4 separate regions of the Homo sapiens genome follow, and all the other regions are linked to region 1. Evidence: chromatin contacts called from ENCODE Hi-C data. All regions are on one chromosome and are shown on one strand. The core of a region is the stretch at or near the end of the contact, and the rest is flanking DNA. Distances in the headings are between cores, read along the strand shown.

The links. A loop is a pair of places that touch in the nucleus more often than their neighbours do. Pooled maps may share reads with other maps.
Region 2: a loop to region 1 is called in a map with no recorded cell type, with 11 times the contacts of the local background. The contact joins two enhancer-like sites. A Hi-C loop is called at or near these places in 2 of 37 single-sample maps with no recorded cell type and 2 of 50 pooled maps.
Region 3: a pooled map shows a loop between it and region 1 (24-fold over the local background). The contact joins the promoter of MIRLET7A1HG here to the enhancer-like site in region 1. A Hi-C loop is called at or near these places in 1 of 168 maps with a recorded cell type or tissue (CD8-positive, alpha-beta T cell), 3 of 37 single-sample maps with no recorded cell type and 9 of 50 pooled maps.
Region 4: a loop to region 1 is called in a pooled map, with 5 times the contacts of the local background. The contact joins two enhancer-like sites. A Hi-C loop is called at or near these places in 3 of 37 single-sample maps with no recorded cell type and 8 of 50 pooled maps.

Annotation. Positions count from the first base shown.
Region 1 is chr9:94,859,457-94,863,632 of GRCh38, reverse strand. The region is part of intron 5 of AOPEP (aminopeptidase O (putative)); the gene reads right to left. Among named protein-coding and RNA genes, the nearest start is that of MIR2278, 52 kb to the right of the region's middle. RefSeq lists an enhancer at 2,396-2,445. Within about 2 kb of position 2,437, at least 16 of the 41 ENCODE cell types and tissues checked have a DNase peak (open chromatin) inside an H3K27ac peak, as active enhancers do; they include CD8-positive, alpha-beta T cell, where a contact is called at or near this core.
Region 2 is chr9:95,821,217-95,825,392 of GRCh38, reverse strand. All of the region lies in intron 2 of ERCC6L2-AS1 (ERCC6L2 antisense RNA 1), which reads left to right. Among named protein-coding and RNA genes, the nearest start is that of ERCC6L2, 52 kb to the left of the region's middle. RefSeq lists an enhancer at 2,100-2,309. Within about 2 kb of position 2,417, at least 3 of the 41 ENCODE cell types and tissues checked have a DNase peak (open chromatin) inside an H3K27ac peak, as active enhancers do.
Region 3 is chr9:94,164,372-94,168,547 of GRCh38, reverse strand. MIRLET7A1HG (miRlet-7a-1/let-7f-1/let-7d cluster host gene) reads right to left here and starts at 2,290. Exons shown (of 5, transcript NR_170278.1): 1 at 2,167-2,290. RefSeq lists silencers at 1,566-1,635, 1,866-2,665 and an enhancer at 2,361-2,925.
Region 4 is chr9:95,458,086-95,462,261 of GRCh38, reverse strand. PTCH1 (patched 1) reads left to right here. Exons shown (of 24, transcript NM_000264.5): 16 at 264-406; 17 at 2,479-2,662; 18 at 3,969-4,176. Among named protein-coding and RNA genes, the nearest start is that of PTCH1, 49 kb to the left of the region's middle. RefSeq lists an enhancer at 1-75. Within about 2 kb of position 2,926, at least 4 of the 41 ENCODE cell types and tissues checked have a DNase peak (open chromatin) inside an H3K27ac peak, as active enhancers do.

The sequences.
Region 1 (4,176 bases), core at 1,188-3,687:
ACTAGCCTGGCCAACATGGCAAAACCCTGTCTCTACTAAAAATTCAAAAATTAGCTGGGCGTTGTGGCATGCACCTGTAATCCCAACACTTTGGGAGGCCATGCAGGCGGATCACCTGAGGTTAGGAGTTTGAGACCAGCCTAGCCAACATGGCAAAACCCCATCTCTACTAAAAATATAAAAAATTAGCCAGGCGTGGTGGTGGGCGCCTGTAGTCCCAGCTATTCGGGAGGCTGAGGCAGGAGAATGGCATGAACCCAGGAGGCAGAGCTGGCAGTGAGCCGAGACCACGCCACTGCACTCCAGCCTGGGTGACAGAGCGAGACTCCGTCTCAAAAAAAAAAAAAAAAAAGAGAAAAAGAGAAAGAAGAGGGAAACAGAGAGAGGAGAGGGGAGGGGAGGGGAAGAGAGGGGAGAGGAGAGAAAGAAATCATAGGCTAGGATGGTAGAGCAGCAGGAGAGAAGCGAGAAGCAGCCCCGGTTCCCACTCCACCCTGGCCTCTCTACCTGTGCCCTTGTTTCATATGGGGAAAGAAGGAAACTTCTGTCTTACCTAAGTCATTATTTCAAGTGTTCTGTCACGCACAACCAAATTAAATCTTGCCATTATGCTTTTGAAAATAATTTGGAAAACAAGTCCATGTAGACTTTATGTGTGTCTTTTTAAACCTATTACTCGACGAACACACTGAAACTCTTTTCTAGTGAATGATCAAGTATTTGTGCGCATATACTTTGTCCCGAGAATTAAGCCTAACACTATGAGAGAATATAAAGAAGTCCAAGACGGAGTTCTTGTCCTTAGGAAGTTAGTGAGTTTGCCACTGAGAAAGGACAAACACGCACCACCTATCCTCTCTCCCAACACATCCACCCAGAGGAAACAACATGAGGCAACAAAGTGCAAAACTGTGCAGTGTGATTGCAAGTGGGGATGGAATCCAGAAACCAAAAACAGGGAGGACGGAGACTCTGGGAGAAGGTTCCAGGGAGGCGCTGGCCCTTAAGGTGGGCCTTGCAGGAGGGGCAGAACCTGGAGATGCAGTGGAAACTGGCTGAGCATCCTCAAGGGTGGGGACCAGTCGCAGGCAAACCGCTGTTTCAGTAATGAACAGAGCATGTTCAAGGAGACTGGAAGGAGGTCAACCAGACGTGTGGCCTCTGGAAACAGAGCCCTCCCTTTTCTCAGGACATGGTTTCTCAGCCTTGAAAAAGAGTCCCTTTAAAGGATGATTTACCTCCCCATTCACCCCACATCTGAGAGATCAATCTGTGCTCCAGATCCTCCCTGCCATGCATCTAACAGGCTTGACATTGCTCAGACATCCCTGAGCATCGCCCTGAGGTATGCCTGAGGCCCAAGAACACTGTTTTTCTGTGGGGGTCCTGCTCAGCCAGCCCAGTGACTTTGAAAGAAACGTCCTTTTTACTATGCAACAGGCACATGTGAAGTCTCACTCACATACTCTGATGAGGTGTTTCAAGTTAAACTGTTAGGTAGAGGTGGTGTGCTCTGCTTCCTATGTTGTGAAATAGTAATAAACCAACAGAATGACTGGTCATTGCTTCCAAAGAGGAGGCCAGGGAATTTAATCACTCACAAACTAGCCACGATCACAGGATGAAGCAACTTTCCTAGTAAGCTGCTTTTCATAAACAAAGCCGTTGTTGAGTTTTTAAAATCCAACCAAACAACAAACAACTCTGAGGACAAGAAGAGCACCGTCTAGCCTCATGAAAGACGTAGTGCAGCCTTCACTCGCAGAACGTGCTTCAGAAGAGCAGGTCCTACAGAAGCACGGAGGACCCGACCCATGCAGTTACAGGGAGGATGGCTGTGGAATCCAGGCTGCACCAGGTGTACTACTCGTCAAGCACTGGCTGATGAGAGGGCCTGCACATTCAGTGGTTTTATATCGGGGGTTGGGAACAGTAAATAACATCTCTGGGATCTAGTCTAAGACAAATGAAACCAAATGACTCTTTTTCCAAAAATGGGCCTAAAACAGCTCATGGGAACCACCCCTGGCAGCCTGGTGGAGCAGGAAAGCACAGGCCAGGTGTGAAGAGACCTGAGTGCCAGCTTGGCTCTGTTGTCATGGAAGTCGTTGTTGACCTTGGTTGCTTAATCTGTAAATTAAGGGAGTTCAACTGGAGATGACCCATCCCTGATACTCATTGTGGCACTAATGATGACTCTGTGTCAGTAACAGATGAATACACAGGAAAGAACCAGTATATGTTTCTCTCTTCATCTTCTTTTCTGCCCATCACCATTTCTCCATATGCCCCCACATCATATTAATTTGCCAATTAATAAACAGCCATCCTCAGTTGCAATGTCATCTGAAGCTCAGTGGATTTCATGCTTGTTTGGTGACAGCAGCTGCTGCTGCTGCCCTCAAACCACATCCTTCCCCTTCGTCATGAAGCCTCCTCGAGAGCCACAATTTGCCTTGGCCAGAGCTCCCCGTACGTCAGCTTCCACCAGAAACTGCCATCCATATGCAGAGTTCTGGTTCATCAGCCCCTCTGAAGCAGATCCAGCTGGCCACAGTGGATTCCAGGTGGTCAAGACCAAAGAATCTCATAGCATTGTCAGCACACTGAAGCTGAAAGAAACCGCAAAAAGCACCGAATCTGACTGCCCCCAATTTGTAGATGAGGACACTGATGCCCTAAGAGGTTTATTTATCTAACATGGACTAGCCAGAGCTAGAACCCAAGTCTCCTGACTCAACGGTCAATTATGACTTTGAAATGGACAGAATTAGAAGCTACTAAAATCTACTATTTATGGTGTGCTCTGTGTCAGGCACTGTGCTAAGTGGCTTCTTAAACCTGACATGTACAGAGAACTCAGAATCTTTTCTCCTAATCTGCTCCTCTTCCTGTCCTCCCCACATTAGTCAATGGAGCACCCATCCATCCAGCGGCTTCTGCCAGAAACTCGGGAGTCACCCTTGACATCTCCCTCTTCCTCATCATCTCCCCATATAAAACTCTCAAGTCCTGCATTCTCCAGAGCATATCTTGGAACTCTCCAATTTTCCCCACCAGCACCCTCTCCACCCAGGTCTAAGCCACCTTCATCTCCTGCCTGGATTGCGGCCACACATCATCTCATCTCACCATTCCACTGCCACTACTCCTGTCGCTTCATTCTAGAACCAGAAACCTGAGCAATCTTGTCAAAACATAAGCCAGGTCACGACCTGCCCACCCCGTCCCCACCCTTGCCACTGCTTAAACCTGCTGGGCTTCCCAATACGCTCAGAATGAAGCTCAGATTTATATGAGGCCCTGCTTGGTCTGACGCCCTTATGATGCTGCCAATCTCATTTCACGCCAATCTTCCCATAGGTCACTAAATTCCATGAACACTTCTTTCGGGTCCTCCAAAGTTCCAAGTTGCTTCCAATCACAGCCTGTCCTCCTGTATAATATGCCCTTCTTCCTACTCCTGGCCTGGCTCACGTTCCACTGCCCTTCAGGTTTCAGCTTCTACATCACTGCCTCAGAGGCACCTGCCCCAAGGCCCTGCCAGGAGTGTTTCCTCTAACCCTGCATTCCTCCCACACAGGACTGACCAGTTTGTCGTACTCCATTTTTGAGAATATTTGTTTAATAACTATCTATCTCCCCAACCAGACTATAAGCCCCTTGAAGACAGGGACTGTCTCTATTTGTTCATCACTGTAGCCGAAGAATTTAGTGTTCAGTACATAGGACGCCCTAAATAAGTGTCTGCTGAATTTATTTATCAATTAGTTTACAGAAAACTTGAGTATAATAGTGCCTGTCATTTACAGATGAGCAAACAAAAGCATAAAGAACTTAAGCAATATGCCCAAGACCTAGAATAAGTAAGTAGCACAGAAGAGATTCCAACACAGGTTAGCTGACCCCAAAGCCCATGCCCTTAACTCAGATCACACCAGGATGGAATAGGCTGAGAGAAGATATAAGAGGCAGTAAGCCTTGATGCTTACTTGATTCATATGGAACAAATAGAGTCTGTGAAAGGCTGAAAAACAGCTCCCCAAAAGATATTCATATCCTAATTCCTGGAACTGTGAATGTTACCTTCTATGGGAAAAAAAGAAAAGCAAGCATGGGTCTTTGCAGATGTAATGAAGTTAATAAGGATCTTGAGTTAGTCAGATTATCCTAGAT
Region 2 (4,176 bases), core at 1,168-3,667, 960 kb before region 1:
GGTCCCTAGGGGACAGCTCTCTGCAAACACCCCGAGCACACTGATGTGCCTGTGCTTCCCCAGGGAAGCAGGAGTTCCAGCTCAAAGCCCGCGGGCCACGGGAGCACATCCTGAACTTGGGGTGGTGACGAAACATGGCTGTGCTGTGCCACCGGCTTGGAGATCTGGTGGATGTTAGTGTAAACCAGAAAATTTAAATCCATCAAAAAAAGGAACCGACATTACCTCAATCAGGCAATTTGAATCCTAGAGAGATAGGCAGGCTGAAAGAACCTACATTTCTACAATGCTGAACCCAAGTAGAGATTATGAACTGCGGCACCATTCTTAGTGTGTTTCTCTCTCCTTTTATTTTTAATTTAATTTAATTTATTTATTTATTTATTTTTGAGACAGAGTCTCACTCTGTCGCCAGGCTGGAGTCCAGTGGCTGATCTCGGCTCACTACAACCTCCACCTCCTGGGTTCAAGCGATTCTCCTGCCTCAGCCTCCGGAGTAGCTGGGACTACAGGCGTGCACTACCACGCCCAGCTAATTTTTGTATTTTTAGTAGAGATGGGGTTTTGCCATGATGGCCAGGATGGTCTCTATCTCTTGACCTCGTGATCCACCCACCTCGGCCTCCCAAAGTGCTGGGATTACAGGTGTGAGCCACTGCACCTGGCCTTCTCTCTCCTTTTAAGGATTGTACTCAGGATTACAAGATACTGCACATCAAAAAATGAATCCCAATATGTGGTCAATTGAGGAACTTGAAAATGTCATGCCAATAATAAAAGCTTGCGCACAATAACTGAAGTTAGAAGGAGGTAAATATTGCTAAAATATTGCGGATTTAAAAAGATAATCTAACCCTTTATTATTTTATGTGAGTCTCATGTTCCCAAAAGATAAAAGAATTTAGAAAAAGGCCAGGAAAAGTGGACAATACACCTAAAAGAACACAATCACCAAATTCTATGAAATGCATCCCCTTGAGGGGAGCTTGACCTGAAAATTGTGATTTGGAGTGGGAAAGGGTGTGTCTGAATATGTTTTCATCTTGTGGTCTTTGGTTCTCCTAGGATGCAGTGGAAGAAAATTAGGACACTGATAAAATTTTAAGAGGCATAGAGCCCCCGCGATATTTGAGCAGTGAAAACGCATGGTCATTAGCACAGGTTTCACCATGAGGCTCCCGGGAGGACTCCTGCTTACGCCTCCAGGCTCACACCTCCCTCCATCCCTCCCAGCCTTTGTTTCAAGAACGTCCACTCATTTGTAAACTGTATATTTTGTTGCTCTGTGTCTCCAAAACCCGAGCATATTGCCTGGAGCACAGAAGGCATACAGTAGATATTTGTGGCATAGGTAACTGAATTAATAAAAACTTAGCCATTCAATATAGATTGGATCCAATTTATTTTTTTTTTTCTGATTTCTTTGTATCATAGAGGCTAGGACTGCTGTGGTGGAAAGTAATCATAATAGCTAAATATGTAAGGAGCATGGTTTTCTTGGATAGTTAGAACATGCCCCGCTTTGTCGGACTAGTCTAATGGAGAACTCCAGGGCCATGAGGCTCACTCCCTGAAGAGCAGCAATGTGGGAGGAACTCAGCACTCGGAACCCCGTTGATTATTACCAGGAGTGGAGAAGCTCACTCACATTCTGCCATGTTTGAACACCTGTGTAGCAGGTGGCAAAACAATCAGCTCATACATCATTTTCCAAATCTTGAGCCCTACCCAAATTATATTCCCACAGGATAAAATATTGGTCGTATTTCCTAGGGGCTTCACGCCTGGAGAATAGGAAAGCCCAGGTCCTTTGCTGCCAGCTGGGACAAGCTCTGACGGGTGCCTTATCCTCTTGAGGTCCCTGCAAGATCAGGCTGGCGCCACCCCACGGGTCGCAGCCTGAGATAACCCCTGGTGTGGCTCTTCTCCTCCTCATCATCCTGCTTCCCTCACTCCTGCCCAGCCTTCCCTGGCGCACTTCCTTAGTAAACACCTCCTACCTCCTCTGTCCTCACCTTACAGATTTGTTTCTGGGGAACCTGACCTTACCCACATGCTTACTCTGAGGGACACAAAGCTGTGTGAGGCGCAGTAACAACCCCCAAGGAGCTTTCAATCCAGTTGAACTTGGCTTGAATTGCATCTGTGCTTCTTACAGGAGGGTGGGCCTTCAATAGAGCTAGACAGAGCCTGATGACACAGGCGTTTGGGAATCTTGAGGACAAACCTGTTTTTATAAAAATCTGCCTGCCTCGTGCATGGCAGCAGGTTTGACTCTGGCCTTGCTTCACTAAATTAAGCAAAAACAAGCATTATCAAATGTTTAGATTTCCTGGAGTCTCTGGCTTCAAGTAGCTTGATGATTCATTTCTGACAACCTCATAAAACCAACCTCTAGCCACGTCCAGGCTTAAGCTTTGTGGTGGTGGAGTGGGTTTTCCCTGTTGTATTTTTAACCTAAGAACAGAAGCAATGCTAGCCACACTGATAAAAACAAGTGAAGAGTTAACTTTCAAGATGACCACAGTCAGATGGTAGCGTGGAAGCCACCAGAGCCACTTAATCTTCCCAGATGATGGATCACTGCAGTACCTAAGTCTCTCATGTGGATTTCTGCCACAGTCCTCTGCACACACTCACTAAAGGGATTTGCAGTTCATGGGTCCAACACAGCAGCATGACCATTGGTTGGGCAGGGCCAAAGGCCCTCGAGGCAGAAGGGTTACCAGGAGAGTCACGCAGCCTTTACCGTCGGGATTTGTGAAGACAGTCACAGTTGGCGACAAGGGTTTTCAGAGTTCTTGGTGTTACTTCACCACCCTCCCCTGCTCTGAGCCCACTCTTTCCTCCCCTGTCCTCGTTCTTAGCTCCTGCTGTTGCCTCCTTTTAGCTCTCACACATTCTCCCTTCTTCCGGTTCTGCCCCAGATATTCTCCCAAGCTCTGTCCAAAAAATCACCAGTTTACCCCTTGAAATTATTTCTCAAGAACTATTTTCCCCCAAGAAGTTGCAAGCTGCTGCATCCCACCTTGGTGAGCTGAGAGCCTGGAGATCAAGACCTGGGCGAGCGGCCAGACCCCTCCTGGCTTCATGCTCAAGTCTTTTTTCAGACGCCCTGAGATCAAGAACAAGGGCACATTCTTAGTTCATGGCCTTTTACAAAATGCTACAGATAATGGAATTTAGATGATGCAACCATTTTACTTGGAGTAGAATGTGTTTTTAGCTGAGGGGGTTTTCAGGGGAAACACATTATTTAGGTTTAGAGGGTATCATGCTTGTCAAAAGCAATTAAATGGGACATAGAGCCCTCAAAGAAATGTTCAAATATAATCTGGACATGGTTTGGGTATCTGAATAAATGTAAACTTGACCAAGCCTTCTTGTTTAAGAAATATAGCCTAAAACATACTACTCTTGATAAAAATTGAAGTTACTAAAATGTTCTGATTTAACGTTGCTTCCACCGGCTAGTTGTTGCTTTATAAATGTCATTTGCCATGTAATTCCAAATGACTTTACAGACTACAGAGCATGGGATTATTGTGTCAAAAGGAGGCTTTCATGATCTCACATAAGCCAGAAAGACTTTATTTAAACTTACGTAGGAAGATGTATTGGTTGTTTGGCCCAAGAAGGTCTTATTTGAATGACAGCATTTAGGGGACCACATGACATTTCTATAAAACTAGACTAGAGTTGATAACAGATGAAGGATTAATTTGTTGTTTTTGTAGTCAATATAGTCCCAAACCATGGATATATTGCTTAGATCCACTTATACCATCAAGCCAGCCCAAGACAAAATTACTACTCTAGTTGTCTAGCATAACCAACTACTCCAAATTTAGTGACATAAAATAGCCTTTATAGTAGGCTTACAGATTCTGTGGATTGAGAATTTGGAAAAGACAGAGTAGAGATGGCTTGTCTCTGTTCTGTGGTGTCTGGGGCCTCAGCTGGGAAGACTGGAACAACTGAGGCTGGAGGATTTACTTTGAAGATGGTGTCTTCTCTCGCATGCCTAGCTGGGCTGCTCCAAGCCGGACTTACTGGGACTGTTGACCAAACCACTTACAAGTATGGGGCCTCTCCACGTGGCTTGGGCTTCTCATAGCACGGCTGATAGGTTCCAAGAGGAAACATTCTAAGAGCAAGTATTTCAAGCACAAGAGT
Region 3 (4,176 bases), core at 1,041-3,540, 690 kb after region 1:
TCCACCAAATATAAACAGCCCATTTAATACTCGTTAAAAAATATTAAACTATAATACTTTACACAATGCTATAAACGAGAAAAACACCCTACAGAAGTTGTTTTTCAACTTTTGACACTCAGCTTCACAGGATTATTTTACAGGAATACACATGTGTCGAGCTGAATCAACACGCTATTTTGTATTCAATGGAATATTTTCTACTTTTTAAAAAATTCGGATCACCACCCACTAAAGTGACTTCATGACCCTATAACTCAGGACCTACAGTTTGAAACACTAGTTTGGCGCTCTTAACACTCGGTAATTCCCATATGAGTAGTTATTATACTATCTTAGCTATTAAAAGTACACAATGTCTTGTGTGCTGCTCTCTAAACCAAGATATGTCTAGTTAATGATAACAGGAATAAAATGACCTTAAGATATAAACGTTTGAGACTAACTTGTTTAATACTTATTTCTTCACTGTGTAAAACTGAACGCAGTTACACATTTTCGTTTTAGAAATGGTTTTGTTTCACTCCACTTTTCACACTTGCAAGATTCTTAAGTGTCTCAAGTTCAACAGAGCTTCAATTTAAGTGAGGGGAACCCACAGCCTGTCTACACATAAAAATACTCTCTTGCTGTCACTGCAATGTAACTATTCAAAAAAGTTAACTTTTCCCCTCACACTGTAATTGCACCTAAGTGATAAATTTTAAAATGCTATATAATACCACTGAATTTACAGGACGTCAAGAAATTTGTCTATTCTCAAAGTTGAAGTTTCAAAGTAAACTTTTAACAAATATGTATAATGAATCAAACATTCTCACAAAACCCAAAGTAACTTCCAAGTTTTTACTTCCCTAACTACACATACTTCCCGAATATACAGTAAATAAAACCAGACCCCGCCAAACACCAAAAGAATTCTGGATATAAACAATTATTTCCTAAACTACACATAAATTTGGAATTTGACATTCAATGTTCTTATACTTCAGGCCAACAGAAATAAATGCAAAGGAATGCCACATGATGCTTTAACTTTAGGAACTGTATGCCAAGAAAGCAGTATTATCAATGAAGTTAAAAAGCAAAACTCAACCAGTCTCCTGATTTACCTCAAAATTTTAACATTCACTGTCTTCCCTGCCTTTTTCCTGTCTGCCCGCCCTCTCGTTAGTCAATTTTTTAAAAACCGGTAAGTTGAAGAATACATACCATTACCTCTGACACAGAATCTACTGTAAAAAGTTGAAAGACCGAAGGGCATTACTGGCCAAGGACATACAGGTTACCACATTCCTCACACTAGAGCCCGCCCGGGAAGTTTATTAGCAAGCCTTCTGAGAGGCACTCGGTTCCAAGAGTTTGCAGCGTCGACTCAAAAGGCCAGCGCTGTTTCCGGTGACACCGAGTCGCAAATCTCCAAGCCCCGTCCCCCGGGATACGATTTCCTCCCGCTCCCGCGTTCCCCTCCCCCTCGCCAAGGACGGCTGCCGCAGCGGACCTCCAGCCGCAGCAGCTGCTTCAGGAAGGGAGGCTGCACTTGGCCGCGGGGAGCAGGGGCATGCAGCCAGCCACGACTCTCCCGCCCTCCCCGCCCGCGCCTTCCCGCCCTGTCCCCCCGCCCCTCGCACTTCCTACCTTCCCTCCTTCATCCCAACCCCCAAGGCCAAGGTCTCCCCGGCCCACAAACTTGATAGCGGAAGTGACGTCAGAGGCACCTGGCGGCGCCTACAACCAGTCACGCCACAGTCAGAGGCGGCGCCGGCCAACAGGCGCCGGCCGGAAGGCGGGCCTTCCGCCCGCCCCAAGTTTGATTGAAGCGGGGGGAAGGGCGGGGTAAGGAATGTGAAGAATGACCCCCCCTCCCCCGCCCTGTCGGTGAGGAGCTGGGCGGGAAGCGGAGGGGGTTGGAGCCGGCCCCGCGGCGGCCACGCGGCACCCCTCCCCCGTGCCCCGAGCGCCCGCGACTTCCGCTAGCAGCCCGCCGGCCCCCCGGGGCCACCCGCCCGCTGGAGGGGGCAGGCCGCCCCACCAGTCCCAGCCCGCGTTAGCCGGACAGGCGCGGGCCGGCGCACGGCTCTCCCATTCTGCCCACCCGCTGCCGCGAGTCTCCGCGAAATAAAATGGCGACGGACCCGCGCTCGCTGCCGCGTCCGCCATACCCACCTCGCGCTCGCGGAGAGGGCCGTCGCGGCCGTGGGAATGCCCCGGCCCTCGCGCCCGTCGCTGCCGGGAGAGCACCGCGCCAGGACCCGGATGGAGGCGCGGGCGGGCGCCGCCGCGGCGGCCTGAGGGAAAGCAGCGCGGTCGCCGGGAGGCCGATGCAGGGGCGGGCGCCGCGGAAAGCGCGCAAGCCCATTGGTGAAGCCGTCTGATTGAAGTGCGCGTCGCTCTTTCGCCTTGGCCTAGCTGAGCTCGTCCGTCCCCTCACTGGAGGGCGGCGGCTGGGCCCGCCTCGCGCGGGGTGGCCACCGTGGGGGAGGCGGGTCTGGCCCGCCCACCAATACCATCTCCTTCTTTCCTAGTGGAGGGCTGAGAGAGTGGCGGGGGTGGTGTCCTCCAGGCCCTGCCCTTTGCGCGTGATGGGCTGGCTGTGTCACGTGGCCGCTGAACGCGCTGCCCGCGGGGCGGGGCGGCTGCTTTGCTCCCTCAGGCTCCTGGGGGCAATTTACACGTGCGCGACCCGGAAGGTCCGAACGCTGTCCAGCGTGCAGCCTCTGGCTCTTTTCCGTCAACTGACCCTGTTCCCTCCAGGAGGCCTTGGCCAGGCCTCCTGGAGTTCTGTGCCTCAGTTTGCTCATCTGTCAAATGGAGGAGTTGTGTCCGCCCAACCTTTTACTTTTATTCCTTGACGTTTTGGGGTCTGAGGGTTTTTTTGTTGTTTGTTTTTTCGAGACACGGTCTCTCGCTCTTTCTCCAGGGCTGGAGTGCAGTGGCGTGGGTCACGGCTCACTGTAGCCTCGACATCCGGACTCTAGAGATCCTCCCACCTCAGCCTCCCTGAGCTTTTTTTTGTTATCTTTTCCAACCCATGTTTTGAAGATTTTTGTCTTCAAATGTTTTTCAAAGCAATCCTTGATTTTGTTGTTTTAAAATTAATCCAAAGCCCAGTTCCTCCATCCCCATTACAACTTTCACATGCTAGGACTCTGAAATCACTAGTTAAGGTGTCGTTTGAGGTCTCTGCCAGTTTTAAGATTTTATGGCTGGGAACCGCAAGACCTGGGCTGTAGCTCTGCTTTTTGTAATTCATTGTGACTTTGTGCAACACTTTTAAAAAAGTGGGTCCTTGTCTGTAATAGAACTATGGGAAATAGTACTTGACATGCTGTACGTTTACATTTATGATCTTAGGTGGTGGTATCAGCTCCCCTTTTAGCACTCATATTAGTGTATGCAATAAGTGCCAAAGGAGTTTGTTTCGTTTTGTTTTTAATGGGGACTTTATTTTGTGAGCTAAAGTGAACAAGAAACTAGAGGGGGGGAAACTTGAGCTTAAGCCATGGGTAGGATTTGGGGAGGACTTCTTGAGGTTAGAAGATATATTGAGAAAGGAGAGAGCAGGCCCCAGAGCTAGATCGAGTACAGTTCAGGGGAAGAGTGTGGTTATGCTGCAGGGGATGTGGAACTCTTCAAGGGCAGAAACTGTTTTGTTCCTGTCTATGCCAAGTACCTAGCACAGCAGTAGGGTAGGATTAAATGATATCTAATAATGATGAAGTAGGCTGAGGTGGGAAGAAAGCATTAGCAAATAAACCAGGATATTGTTGGATATCAGAGTTAAGAGGTACTGTGAGCCTCAATTAGAGGTTGGTAGTAGAGGCTGGTGGGCCAGTGTGTTTTAGAAGAAATAAGAAGCCTTATAGCACTATGAGCCCTTCTGACATTTTCTTCATATGTTCATCGGAAACTTCTTGGTGAGTTTGCAAAAGTGCATATGACATACATTACCCTTTACCTTCCTATCTGTGCTTCATTTTTTACCCTTGAAGGTCAACTAAATGACGCTAAAGTAGAATCCATTTGGAAAATGTTAATGGATTTGACAATATAAATGAAAACTGAATTTTAAAAACTTTGAAGTTAAAAGACAAAAATTGGAAATATTGTAAAAGTCTAAAAAAATCTCTAAGAGACAAAACATTAATTTGAATGTCCAGTGGTTAAAAGCAAGGA
Region 4 (4,176 bases), core at 1,677-4,176, 600 kb before region 1:
TTTCTTAAGATAAAATATGAGTATTTGTTTCATAGAAACAGATAATCTCCTTCCCCCCTTTTGAGCAGTGGCTGGCAGCAGCTGCAGTTCATTCATGAAAGATCCAGTGCTTTCAGTCAAAGTGGATGTGGGACACAGAGGGTGTGTTTCTGATGGACGTCTAAGAGCCCCCTGCCCTGCTCAGTCTCCTCAGCCCACCCCGCTAGGACCAGGGTCCTTCTGGCTGCGAGTTATAATGTGTTACAATCATTTGCCATTTCTAGGACTTCAGGATGCATTTGACAGTGACTGGGAAACCGGGAAAATCATGCCAAACAATTACAAGAATGGATCAGACGATGGAGTCCTTGCCTACAAACTCCTGGTGCAAACCGGCAGCCGCGATAAGCCCATCGACATCAGCCAGGTACTCCAGCTGCTGGGCACTGAGGGCGCTTCCAGGGCTGCGGGGCCGCTGCCCTGGTGGAGGCTGCTTGACAGCGTGTGACCCCACCCTGTGCTCTCTGGAGACCTAAGGCACTGGGAGCTGGTAGAAAGAATATTGGGTGACTCTAATTCACCTCCTCCCACCAGCTAATTGTGTGACCTCAGGCCAGCCAGTGCACCTCACTTTCCTCATCTGTCAAATGGGACAGGCGTGTTCCTACCACCAGAACAATTGTCAGAATAAAGTGCAGCCAAGAGAGTGCAGGCTCTTTCCAATGTTAGAAATGCAGCGGCGTGTGATTCTTTCAGTTCTAGGACTCGGTACCTTGTTGGTCTTGATGGTATTCAAGCTTGGAAAGATGGATTTCTTGGGTAGCAGTCATTTGGATGAGCAGAATTTGGGGTAGGTGGGTGGGTTAGGAGATTGGAGAGGTGACAGAAGGATGGGAAGATTTGTTACATTTGAGATCTTTGGGTGGCCCTGGCCCCAGGAGTAGACAGATCGCTCTGTGATGAGTGAAGCAAACGGAAATGTGCACCCTTGGAATCAGAGTGGCTGCGCCATTCTGCTCACTCCTGCAGTAATAACCGTTTCTGTTTGGGAATCATATTCTCCACTTGTGTTTGCATCTTCTTGCTGCCATTTGGATTCCAGCATACCCCTTTTGGTTCTGCAGGTGTGTTCAGGAGTGTGTTTTGGACTCCTCCAATTGCACGGGGCCCGGGCTACCTCAGCTTCCTCGGAGCCTCTTCCCTTGGCTCTTTGTAGCTTGCTTGCTTCACCTTCAGGCAGAAAACCGTCATGCTAATGATCTTCTCAGCAGCTATGTTTATTGTCTCCCCTTTTTTGCTGGCATTCAAGGTGACAGATTTACAAAGTACATTGTTCAGAGTTGTTATGGAGTGTGAAACTCTGAGCTCACAGCAGCAGGCAGCAGACCATCACGTTTCCCAAGGATGCAGGCAGAGGAGTCTGCCTCAGAGACACCAGGAAAGTGCCCAGGCAGCAGGGCTGGGCGAGGGACCAGGGATACTGTGGGACAAATGGGATTGGGCCAGACCCCCAGATACCATTTCCTCCTCCCGGGAGGGAGAAAGGCGTGCTGCATGCACAGAGGCCACGGGCTGCGCTGTTTGATTCCAGGGATGTGTTGAGGACATGCAGTTGTTACATATCCTGTGGATTAATTGAATCCAGATCCCCGAAATCCAGTTCTCTCACTCTCTCCCTGCTCCTTCTTCCTTCACTCCTTCTCTAGGAGCCGCTGTCACTGGTGTTTTTCATTTTGTTTAAAAAAGACCCAAAGCGAGGAATGAGGCCTGAATCTAAAATAAACAGGAAACGGAATTTTTCTATGTATATAAAACGTACAAACACATACTGAGTCCCACAGAGTTCCCCACCTCAGCAAAGCCCACAAGCCCTCCTGCCGAGGGAGCACATTTGGCCACGCAGAGGACGCGGCGTGCGGAGTACTACGACCTCCGGGAATAAGATCACCTGGCGAGGCTTGAGGGTGTGCACTCGTCCCTTGCACTTTCTGGCGCTGGGCATTTTTTGAATCCACAGGTCATAGGAGGCTAGTGTTAGCAAAATTTATACAGATGTTGTTTTATTTTTATAGCTCTCCTCCATTTACTGGGTGGCATTTCCTTCAGTGTTAACAACAGAGGTTAACTGCACACAGACGTGCATGGGGATTCTTGCCAGGTTTCTCCCCCTTCCCCTCCTATAAATATGTTTCTCCAGATTGTTCATTCTCTGCCTTGGCTGCAGACGGTCTTTTAGCATTCAGATTTAATTGGTTCAGCCAATTCCTGGGCCATCTGCAGAACTGTGTTTGTTATAAACACGCCAGTGATTGCATCCTCCGATAAGTGCACATTGAAAGAAATCAAAGGTGTTCTGATGGGATTTTCGACACTTTCAACAGTAGGCATTCTATTCTTTGTTGTAATGCTGTGCGAAGCTCAGCTTCTGTGCTCTCAAGGCAGAAGTGTGTTTACCCCCAACCCCATTCTCAAAGGCCTCTGTTCTTCCCGTTTTTGTAGTTGACTAAACAGCGTCTGGTGGATGCAGATGGCATCATTAATCCCAGCGCTTTCTACATCTACCTGACGGCTTGGGTCAGCAACGACCCCGTCGCGTATGCTGCCTCCCAGGCCAACATCCGGCCACACCGACCAGAATGGGTCCACGACAAAGCCGACTACATGCCTGAAACAAGGCTGAGAAGTAAGTAGCGTTTTATCGGGAGGTCTGGGAACTTACAGAGGTGCCTTCCCTGGTTCTCCAAACTCAGCAACAGCCTTCATCCGTTGACGCTACCCAGGGTTCAGAAGTGTAAACAGAACAATCTATTTCTTCTCGTTTAAAACTCTGGGAGACGAGGATGTGTAATGGGATACAACCCCCGCACTCTATCACATTGGGAAATCAGTGTCTCGTCTCCATTCGTAGCTTTAATGCTAAGACGTTCATTAGGCGTTGCTCTCACGTGCCAGCTGTTCCCTGTGAACACCGGGGACGCCTCCAGGTTAAGTGTTATTTTACTATTGCAGAGTTTTATCGCTGGGGATTATATGTTTATCTTAACTTTGTCAACTCTGGTGTTGAAGGGATTTTTGGCACATTGGGTCATTCCTATAAGCCACCAAGCACCTGCACTGTGTCAAAGCTGTTTAAACCGGAGCAGAAAAGTCTGTATACAACAGCGTCCTCTTCCTTTCACCTCTCAGCCCAGAGTTTGAAAGGTGGTTCTGTGTGGATTTCATTTGCATTTCTGGTGGAGATATTAGTAGCGTATGCTTTGGATACCGGGCCAAGGGAGGATGTGAGAAAGAAGACGGGTCCCCTTGCAAACATGGCTGGAGACTCAGCGAGTAGTGCTTCCCCGGATCCAGTGCTGCCCAGAGCCCTGTGGCAGGCAGCCAAGGCTTGTCTTAATGAAAATTTATAGTTGAGATTATAATAGGGCAAATCATGTTTAGCAAGTCAACTGAATGACCCCAGAGGGTCTGGAACACACAACGGCAGTAACTAAATGCTTGTTGTGTAAGGATTTCTTCCCCTGTTGCTGAAGACTTAGCATTGCATTAGAAAAGAAGCATACAAGGTTGAAGTTTGTTCAGGCACTAAAAGGATAAGTTAAGCATTTTTCTCAGGAAAGCATGACTCTTGAGTTCTTTTGCTCTTGCAAGTGATTGAATAAAACTGTGTGAACTTGGTATTTTCATATGTGTCAAGGGAACAAAAAAATGTTCCCAAAATGTAAGCCTGGAGTTTTTAGACCCCTCACAAAGAATGACTGCTGGAAGATTAAAATCAAATCTTAAAAAATACACACATCACAGAGTTAAACATTTTTAAACCAAATGGGAAGATCGTAAAGGCCTGGAGGCTATGATCAGCATTGTTTGTTCTTTGTATCATGTAGAAGAGCAGTCAGTAAGCTTTCATGCAAAGTTCTTCTCTCTTTCCATTGAAACTGTGATGCTCTTCTACCCTGGGCTGCTCCTAACCTGTGCCCTTCTCTGTCCAGTCCCGGCAGCAGAGCCCATCGAGTATGCCCAGTTCCCTTTCTACCTCAACGGCTTGCGGGACACCTCAGACTTTGTGGAGGCAATTGAAAAAGTAAGGACCATCTGCAGCAACTATACGAGCCTGGGGCTGTCCAGTTACCCCAACGGCTACCCCTTCCTCTTCTGGGAGCAGTACATCGGCCTCCGCCACTGGCTGCTGCTGTTCAT